Linked DNA regions of Mus musculus: region 1 is linked to region 2. Evidence: chromatin loops called from intact Hi-C (ENCODE). Cell type or tissue: heart. All regions are shown on one strand.

Region 1 (5,000 bases), 1.5 Mb before region 2:
ATTTGATAAGCAACAGAAATTCAACTAAGTGAGAGAATTTTTGCATCCCTAGAGCATGTCAGTCATGTATCCATGTGTCATATGCATTCTTGATACGGGCCAGAGAAAGAATTCTCTAGCCATGTAAGTAGGGCGAAGGGATGTGATGCACGGCAGCCATGCTGGAGTCATCTCAAAATAAGATGCAAAATCAATAGATCTTCAGTGCTTCTGAGAAAATCATACTTCAGCATGACAAATGATGCCCAGGTGAGATGTTAGAACTCATGGTGATTTGTTGGCAGTAAGACACAGTTTGAACTAAGTCAGAGAAAGGGTGCATGCCAAAGAAAAACCAGAAGAATAGGCAAATCCCCAAGCTGTAGCAATGGCATGGTGCTGCAGGGTTTGAGGTAATGTGGTTTGAAAGCAGGAATAACACTTTGGATCTTCCAGTCTTGTTCCTCTAGAGTGTTGTTGCCTTGGTGCTTTCGAGTCACAGAACCAGTAGCCTCCCCTAGTCAGACATTCAGCTGTCTGGCATTCCTTGGGCTCATCTCTACTGTATTTGTAGTGAAGAAAACTTCACTTATTTTTTTTTCCATCTCCCACTCAAGATAATAAGGAAACATAACTCATATGGGCCACTTATTTGTTTCTTGACCTGCCATATGTGGTCGGGAAGAAGAGCTACTAATGAATATGGGACCCTCTGGATCCTCAGTATTGTGAATAGGGAAAAGCAGAACTATTGCTGTTCCCAATGTATGATGACTTTACTGGCTTCAAAACAGTAGATACTCTATAGGAACAATGAAATTTGTAGTGAAAATATATCCTGAGCAATGTTTTGGACATGCCTTCAAAATATCACTTGTTATGTGAAATTCAAGTTTAACTTGGCACTCTGTACTGGTATATGTGTGCATTGAGCCTGGCAACTCCCTCTTTGTACCATTTTACAAACCAACTGTTTTCTGGCTATATTTCCATTTAAAAAAAGAAATTTTGGAAACATACAATCAACCATCTGTATTGGTGGGTTCCCTACTCATGGATTCAAACACCTTAGGCCAAACAAGACTGTGCCTACATTGGATGCATGCACAGTTTTTCTTGCCTTCATCCATAAATACTACAGTACAATGATTATAAAGCCTACATATTTTATCATGTTCTTAGTAATCTAGAGATGGGTTTAAATATATTAGACGGTAAGTGTAGTTTATGTGCAAACCCTATGCCATTTTATCAAAGAGGCTTCAACACCTGTGCAACCTAGTTTCTGTGAAGGTTCTAGAATTATTTCCCCATCGATACATACCAAAGGAGGATGCATGTGTTCTCTGATGGTAATCTTGCGGTGCCTTGTGAATGCAACATCCTGTGACAACGTAAAATTACATTGTGCAGGAATGCAACATCCTGTGACAACGTAAAATTACATTGTGCAGGAGCTTGCCTGAGGTCTCCCTAAGTCATCTTTTTCTTTGTTTGCCCAGTCTCCCATCAGCGACCCAGAATGAGCTTGTCAATTTGACATCATGGCATGATGGAGATGTAGCAAAGCAAATTGCTCATTCTTTCAAATGTACCATCTTGTTTGGTTTCTTCTTTGGTGTGCCTAACTCAATCCCATAAATTTAACATTGAGGCCTGTGGTTTGGTGAAACCCATCTGCTGCTGACTTGATTTAAGAAGTTAATTACTTTCCCCAGTCCAGGTACTTATTATGAAAGCCTTGGATAATAACATGACAGAGGGGAGGGCTGGGATTCTGTGGCCACTATGAGAGCTCCCAATTCTTTCCCGTTCATTTGCAGTTTAAGAAACTTACCCAAGGTCAGTCTACTGACAGTAGCAGAATCAGTGATAATTGATAAGCTTCAAGATAATAAAAACAAGATTGAGTTATAAGAAATGAAAAATCTATTTATGCAAATCCCCAGAATAACTCTTTTAATCAGTATAAATAAAGGTATACATTTCAGGTAAGTATTACTTAAAAAAATTCCCAACTTTAAAGTTGAGTAACTGTGGCTTCCACAAGAGTGGCTGAAGGCACTATATGAAGCAAAGGAGGTACATGGGAGAAGGCCCTCGGGACCAGCAAACAGTGAAGGGAACTCCCAGAAGAGCTGAAAATAGCTGGCATAATGGAGCCTTCAAGTCCTAACGCCACCCTGGGACTGTGAACTGTGTTTGTGGTGGGCCTCAGCCGAACTGAAGTCTGCTCCATTGAGTTCGCTGATTATACTCAAGGCCGAGAAATGGAATCATCTGTCATCAGATTTTGTAGGTCACTATCTGTCAAGCCACTTTCTTTCTTGACACCAAAAAAGCAAGGAGTATTTAAATGAAATACTTTTGACATTGTGATCATATATGACACTATAAAAATAGAGTTTCATAGGAAGATCAACAACTAATTCTGCTTGGTATTACTCCTAGGTTGAAATGTTCAGTGTTGGGCAAGGGATAGAGGGAGAGAAAATGTGGGATTTTTTTTTTTGCCTTTGCTAACTCAGCTGGCTTTCCAGCTGTCTCTGGGTATGCATGACAATCCATCATTGCTGTCTCCTGGGTAGTTTTTCTGCAGGTCATTCCCTGTGACTCCCTCCAATGGCTCTCCATCAGCCTTGCTCTGGTAAGGACTGGAGCCATAGAGAATATAGTTGAATACTTGCCTCTGGCTCCTGTTCTGGTCTTGGCAAGGGTAGACTCCAGGATGGAGACAGAGACAGGAATCTGGCTATGAGTATCTGTTCCAGCCAGGTCTCTTGCCAGCTTAAGATCTGGTCCTCATTTGAACACCTGAGATCCTGTTCCCCATCTCTCTGGTTCTGTGGTCTAGACAATTATTTCCACTGTCAGATACAGCAAGCGGTAAAACCTAGAAAAAACACAGGGCCTTGACAGTGAGAAATACTGATCTGTATGAATAGTTCAAAGCTCGTAGCACATAGCCCAGAATAGTTCCAGGAAGCCTTTTCTATGTGTGGCACTTGTAGTGACACTTCCTATCAATGCCCCTTAAGTTCTAGATTTATCCAATGAATATTTAACACTGGCATTGTTTCCCTAGAGACAAGGAAAGACCAAATGTTGAGTTTTAGCAAAGCAATGTCGAAAGCAGAATGTTGTATGTTGACAAACTTAGCCACTTCTATGAATGCATGTTGACTTCTGGTTTAGTCACAACTGGATGGTGGGTTCCTAACACCACCATAGCCTCTTGCTCCCAAAATTCATACTCAGCTTTATAGCAAAATTCCTTTGAGCCGGAAGCTGGAAAATTAAGAGTCCATATTAAAAAGCGGTAATTTGTGGGAAATACGCATTAAAGAAAGACTAATTACACTGCAGGCCTCTGTCAGGCTTCACAGTGCCTTCTCCTCTCTCCCCCACTTTGTCTCAGCACAGAGGACTTGTTTGATGTGCTGTTATTCAAGACCTTTCAACATCCTTTTTGAACACCTGTCTGGATAATTAGCCAAGCAGTAGACAGAGATCAAAGCCGTGGCTATTTTCTCTGCTCTTTGAACAAGAAGTGCCCCAGGTATCTGTCTGGAATTTGATATAAAAGAGACCTTGCCACAATGCAATAGAAAGATCCTGCCACAGTGGCATCCATCCTTAGACCCACTGATGATTTGACACGTGCTCCTGTCATGACAAGGCTTCTAAAAGTTTAAAGCTTGGCAGAGTGGTGGTGTTTTTCTTCTATAAACCCCGAGTAAACATTAAGTAGACAGCGTTTCTTCTTAGAGCTTTAAAGGGAAAAGGGACTGAATCTGTAAAAGCTTTCTAGTATGAAGCAAGGAGTTCAGCAAGTGTCCTTTGCCTGGGAGCTGTAGGGAGAAGCTTCCAAATTGTGGATGGGGTCAGAACTAAGCCGTGTGGCCTCATTCATAACTTCACAGCTACCAGCATCAGCTGATGAATATTTATGTTACTCCTGGCTTAGACCAGAAAGACAAATAAGAGGCGGGGGAAGTTAGCAAAAGGTCGTCTGAACTCTGTGGGATTTTTAACCAACACTTTCCATGCGCGAGCAGTAGCCCTGAATGAAGTCATTCTGTGCAGGGGCCTGGGCTGGGAGAGCAGCCTGTTCATTAGCGCTCTGCAGAAATTGAACCTTGTGCATTCGTGAGGTCCTGGAAGGGAAAGCCTTTTACTTAAATCAAACACACAGGGTACATAGCTACCTTATTATTATTATTTTGGGAGAGGTAAATTATTGCAAATTGCTCCTTGCTATATAATAACTTTAATGGTTCAAAGAAAGAGCAAAGGAGCGAAGGAGATCTTTTAAAATATTTTTTAAAGGAGCGATTTCAGTTTGGAGTAATGTTTTAGAGAGTGACAGATTCGGGAAAAATGTCCTAATGTGTATGAAATTGATTAACTAGGTCTACTAATTATCACAGTTAAGCAAATTATTGTCTTAAAATGTTGTGGAGTTTTTACTTCAGGAGACTGGCCCCTCATCCCCCTGCTGAAGGACTAACCACATTTGATCACTTGCACACTTTCGCCAATCCTCCTTGGCTGTTTCCTTTCGCCATTACTGTCACCTTTGTTTCTCCTTTGCTTGTGCTATAATTGCCACCTCCAGCTTAACCCAAGGCTGTAGGAAGAAGGCAAAGGAAACACACAAAGGGGGGAAAGCATTAGACTAGCTAACACTTTATGGTCATTTGGGTTGAGGACAAGGCTAAAATATTTGGCCACAGTGCTATTTCCTTTGAACATTGGTTTCAGTGCCACTGTTTGACAGGCACAGTGAGGCAAGTGTCCATAGTGGGGGTACCCAGGAGCACTTTATCCCTATGAAGATGGAACCCATGTCGTTTACTAGGGAACCACTTTCAAGAGACACCAGGAAGTCAGATGGTTTTGGAGAACAGCTTCAAAGAGACCCTAGAATAGAGTTCTACCTGCGAGTTTGTCTCGAAATAAGAGGGGCAAAGGTGTTGCTTAATGTTTTGGGGGAGACAGTAGTTTGATTGAAAATCGCC
Region 2 (5,000 bases):
GTGTGTGTGTGTGTGTTTATGAGTGTTTTCCTGCACATGTGTATGTGTACCACGTGTGTTCCGGATGCCCACAGGGATCAGAAGAGGATATTGATTTCCCTAGAACAGGAGTTATGGGTGGTTGTGAACCAACGTGTGGATGCAAGAACCATACCCAGGCTTCTGCGAGATCTGTCAGTGCTTTTAACTTCTGAGCCATTCCTCCAGCCCTGACTGGCTCACATTCTTAAACCACTCGCTGGAAAAAAAATGTTTATCACTAAACAAGAACAGGCTGGAGCTCATAGCCACTTGGCACATCTGCTCTCTTACAGGGAGAAGATGTCAACTGCACACGAGCAACCAGCAGGTCATATTGACTGAAGAAGAGTCTTTGCCCTTCCAAGTCTAAAGAGATCCTGTCTCCGGTGAGGTCTCACAAGAGCAGCGTTTGAACTCCAGGTACACCCAGAGCACCCTCTGGGTAAGGAAGTGGGTGAAGGTGGACAGAACAGGCAGAGGCAAGGAGAAGGCAGACTCCACTGGACTCTCCCTTTAACCTGACTCAAGAGAGAGTGCTGGACCATGAGTTACATCACAGAACTGACTCCAACCTTGAGACAAGGGACTGAAGTTTGTATCCCATTTCCTGTCTGCCCTGATGTGTAAGTTGCTAGAAGATACATAAACTCCAAAGCAGTGTGCCTCCCCAACAGCACTGTAGCACCTAAGAGTGTGTAGGGCAGGCCCAGGCACGGGGTCTGGGCTGGACACTCAAGTGCTAACCTTAGATGGTGTCCTGGAGATGGGCAAACTGCAGCAGGCCTCTGGACCTACAGTCACATGGGGAGAGCATGCCACACTGGGCCACTTTAGTCTCTCCATAGCAGGACAGTGACAGAACATGTAGCCAGGTCAGGTCACTGGGATATGCCTGTTTGTTTCCAGAGGATCCTAGTGCCTCCTGCTATATCCCCCAGCCCAGGGCAGAGCTTGCTAAGATAACACAGAATTCCAGGACCCACTTTGGAAGTTTTCACTGACGCAGAGACCAAGACAAAACGTGCATCTATATTTACATCTGCCAACACCCCAACATGAAAATATTAAACAATTTTGCCACTTTCAAATCTCATTCTAGATTTCCTCTGGGAGGAAGAGTATCTACCACCATGGTTCCTCTTTGCACAGGAAATTGGGAGTCTACCACCATGGTTCCTCTTTACACAGGAAATTGGAAGGCTTTAGAAAACACTGAGGGAGTGAACAAACCTATCTTTAGATTTAATTTTCCAAATCACCTATCTTTAAATTTTAGGATCAAATTGCAACATACAGATGAATTCCCTCTTAAAATAGAACCCGGGATTAAAAGCAGAAGGAGGGAAGGCCTGAGCAAATCCATTTTGGCAGAAGTTAAAACACTTTCAAAACAAATCGGCTGTTCTCTCTGCCATCAACAACAGGAAGCAGAAAGACGTCTGCCTCCCAACCCTGACTATCGGCGACATCATTACTTCTAATAAGCATGCATTATTATTAGAAGTATAGTGCATGGGATATGCACACACATACGTATGCGCATGCTTGCATTTTCTCTCCCTGCATTTCTGTCTTACTCTCTTTGTGTGTTGGTAGCTTCTTTGGGGGGAGATTTGATTGAGGGTCACTCCATCCTCCTCTCCCCATTTCCATGCCTTGCACACAGAAAACGTCCTACCAATATTTATGAGATTTATGAGTAAATAAAATCAGCAGATATTTAGGTAACCCACTTTATGATCTGCTACCACCCTCATTAATAGTACAGTTTATCACTTAGCCAACTATGGAAAACATTGGAACAAGCCTTCTTAACACTTTAACACCTTAGGGATAAATGACTTGCCAAAAACAAGCTGAACTGCAAAGCCTTCAGGAGCAAAAGCTGTTACCCAGTGCGGTTCAATAGCACCAAGTAATTCTGAATCCAGGGCAATCCGCTGAGTAAGGGCGCCCTCTGCTGGAAGCAGTCATTTCCACTGTTTCCACTAAGCAAGCAAAAAAGGCAGACATCTCAGTTCTCATCAGAAAACCAAAGGCATGGTCTGCGATCTTAAGACACGAGGCTTACGGGTTCTGAGGAGCAAGCTGAGGACCCCATTGCCCTCACGTTAGCTAAAATCAATTCAAAATGAGCTTCAAGGGAAAAATACATCTTGACAGGGAAGCTTGGGGATGAACGTGCTCAAGCTTCAGCACTAAACACACTACAGGAGGTGTCCAATTTCATCCCGTTTGAGCAGCCTTTAAAGGCACCTTAATTGTTTAGGGTCAGAAGCATTATGCCCAGTGCCCTGGCTGAATTCCATCTATAGAAAGTATATTCTAGTATTTTCCCCCCTTACATTTCAGGTGAAAATGAATTGCTCTCTTCCTGATCCGAGCTAACCTTCGTAACACTGGAACACAGCTGGCTACCACTAGGGTTTAAAGCCAAGGTGGTGCCTACCTGTTCTCCATTCCTCCCTCCATCCTGCTCCATGTTCATAATTCTCATCGAACACTCTGACTTACAACCAGATGTTTTCAGAAGGCCTTTTTAGGGATAAGATTTTCATATCTCCCGTTGCTTCACAAGACTGCTCAGAGATTCTGTTCTATAAATGTTCAAAGGTTAAAGCCATCATCCCAACACCTATAGCTTTAACCAGCAGAGTGACAGAGAACATCAGGTGCTGGGGATGGGGGACACATAAATGCATGACAGAGATGGCTAGGGTGGGCAATTTCTAGTTTAGAATTCAGTATTAAAATGTTGCAAAAACCTCGCATCTGCCTTTGCAGCTTTGCTTTGTGGCTGCACGGGCTCCCACTCCCTGCCTCTCTGGACTGCCTTCTAGGTAAGGCTCTATGGTCTCCACCTCCCCCAGTCCAGATCTCTAATAGCAACAACAATTTGGGAGGGAATTGCAGCACCAGTACTGCCATCCATAGTCAAAGCTTAAGACTTAGAATCAGAGACTCCACCCCTAACTTCTTTCTATAGATTTTCCAGTTTTTTCACTTTGCCTGGCTGTGATCTGATAAGACAAAGTGATTTTAAAATTAGACCTCCTTCTTGTTGTTGGTTTGGTTTGGTTTATTTTTTTTGTGTGTTTGTTTTTCTCGGAGCATATTATACCTTCCACCCTGTCTGTATCTTGCTTAATAGACCAGTAAATCATTTTATAGGGGACGCTATTAAACATATTACCACCCAACTAGCTTCTATGTAGGATCCATCTGAGCTGTTACTTTTATTAAAAGATTTGTTCAGAATTTAGAGTACAAATTAAATTTGGTGAATGCTTCTACATAGATGCGTTTCTGAATTATAGTGCCTTCCTGTTTGCCTTGACAGAAAGCAAGTGCAGAGACTAAGTACATGACGATCCCAGCCTCAAATAGAATATCTACATCACACCCTCTTCCCCACAAGGCTCAGGGACCATTGTGGAAGAAGTCAACTGTCCATTTCTTTTCACTGAAGAATCTTCCTTCATCTGTATATATTTTCTTTTGAGGGAGGATGTGTTTTCTTTTGAAACACTGAAAAGCCATGCTGAGATAAAAATAACAGTAACAGGTAAGGGACGATATTACTTTCATTGTGAAAACTGACAGGAAAGCAAAAACTAAGGCTGAGCTTTTTTTTTTTATCTCCACTGCCGATGCAGTGTGTCATGATTTGGATGTTCCTATTCTGACGAGACCACCTTGGTGACCACTGTCCCCAAGATGGCCATGTTAAAGAAGCTCAAAGATGTCGTAGAAGCTGACAACAAGAAACCATTGTCATGGGAGAGACAGATTTGAGATTGTTGCTTGTTGTGTGCTGTACCTGACTGGCTAAGGATGCTCGGTGAGAGTGAAGTTAGAATAGGGGAGTTAAAGGAATCAATGGTATTTAGGGCCTGGGGTCCTCAGGGAGGGTCTGAAGAAAACCAGAATGCTCCGATCACTGCGCGTGACTTGTGTGCCTTTGACACTCTGATGAATTATCAGGCTCACTTGGAAAGCTCAAGCACAGAGAACCTGGCTGGTCCAAGCAGGAAAGGACCGGCCTATAGAAGTCTAACGTCCCCTAGGTGACTCTGATACACGTGAGACTTGAGAACCACTGGTAAGCATTTGCTGTTGAGATGGGAAATACTCGAGATTTGTTACTGAAAGGTCCTCAGCCCCAGGATAGCTCATGACGAACACTGCCAGTGTTGTCTCCTTTTGCTACACTTCCTAACAGGCTGCAGCTCCCCCCTCCCCTGCCAGGCGCCTGCTAGATTAAAGCATTTCACTTGTCCAGTCCTCTCTGTTGAAGGCTTCTCATCTATCCCTGATGCCTTTGCATCTCAACTCTAAATGGAGCCTTTAACACTCTACAGTCTGAATAGCTTTATTTCCGATTTTTTATTTAAAATTTTTTCCATCCAATATATTTTGATTATGTCGTCCCTTCCCCAACTCCTCCCAGATTCACACAACCTCTCTACCCAGCCAGGTTCATATCTCTCTCTCTCTCTCTCTCTCTCTCTCTCTCTCTCTCTCTCTCTCTCTCTCTCTCTCCCAGGCTATTTTATTTCTGATTGCTCTGTATCTGTTCTTCTAAAAAACCTCTCACTTAGTAACCAAAACCTGGCGATTGCCTGCTTTTCTTTCTAAGTCTATGTACAGTAACATAAATACTACCAGTTTTCCAAGATCAAATTAAATGTCACTGTCTCAAAGAGACATACAACCCATGATATCAGCTTCACTCATGGGGATGAATTTTCATCTGGGAGATTTTTTTTTTAATTTTTTATTAGGTATCTTCCTCACTTACATTTCCAATGCTATCCCAAAAGTCCCCAATACCCACCCACCCCCAATCCCCTAACCACCCACTCCCCCTTTTTGGCCCTGGCGTTCCCCTGTACTGGGGCATATGAAGTTTGCAAGTCCAATGGGCCTCTCTTTCCAGTGATGGCCAATTAGGCCATCTTTTGATACATATGCAGCTA

Evidence for each region. A loop is a pair of places that touch in the nucleus more often than their neighbours do. Peaks named below come from ENCODE experiments on the same cell type or tissue, not always from the same donor. Only the 100,000 strongest peaks of a DNase experiment are listed, where the experiment ranks them.
Region 1: it touches region 2 in a loop (6-fold over the local background); 9 of 42 quality-filtered maps call a loop at or near these places.

The regions. Positions count from the first base shown.
Region 1 is chr2:134,485,237-134,490,236 of GRCm38, reverse strand. No RefSeq gene overlaps it. Among named protein-coding and RNA genes, the nearest start is that of Gm52526, 40 kb to the left of the region's middle. In heart, no CTCF peak of the experiment used is centred here; no DNase peak of the experiment used is centred here.
Region 2 is chr2:133,017,613-133,022,612 of GRCm38, reverse strand. No RefSeq gene overlaps it. Among named protein-coding and RNA genes, the nearest start is that of Fermt1, 74 kb to the right of the region's middle. In heart, a CTCF peak has its summit at 1,982 (motif pointing left); no DNase peak of the experiment used is centred here.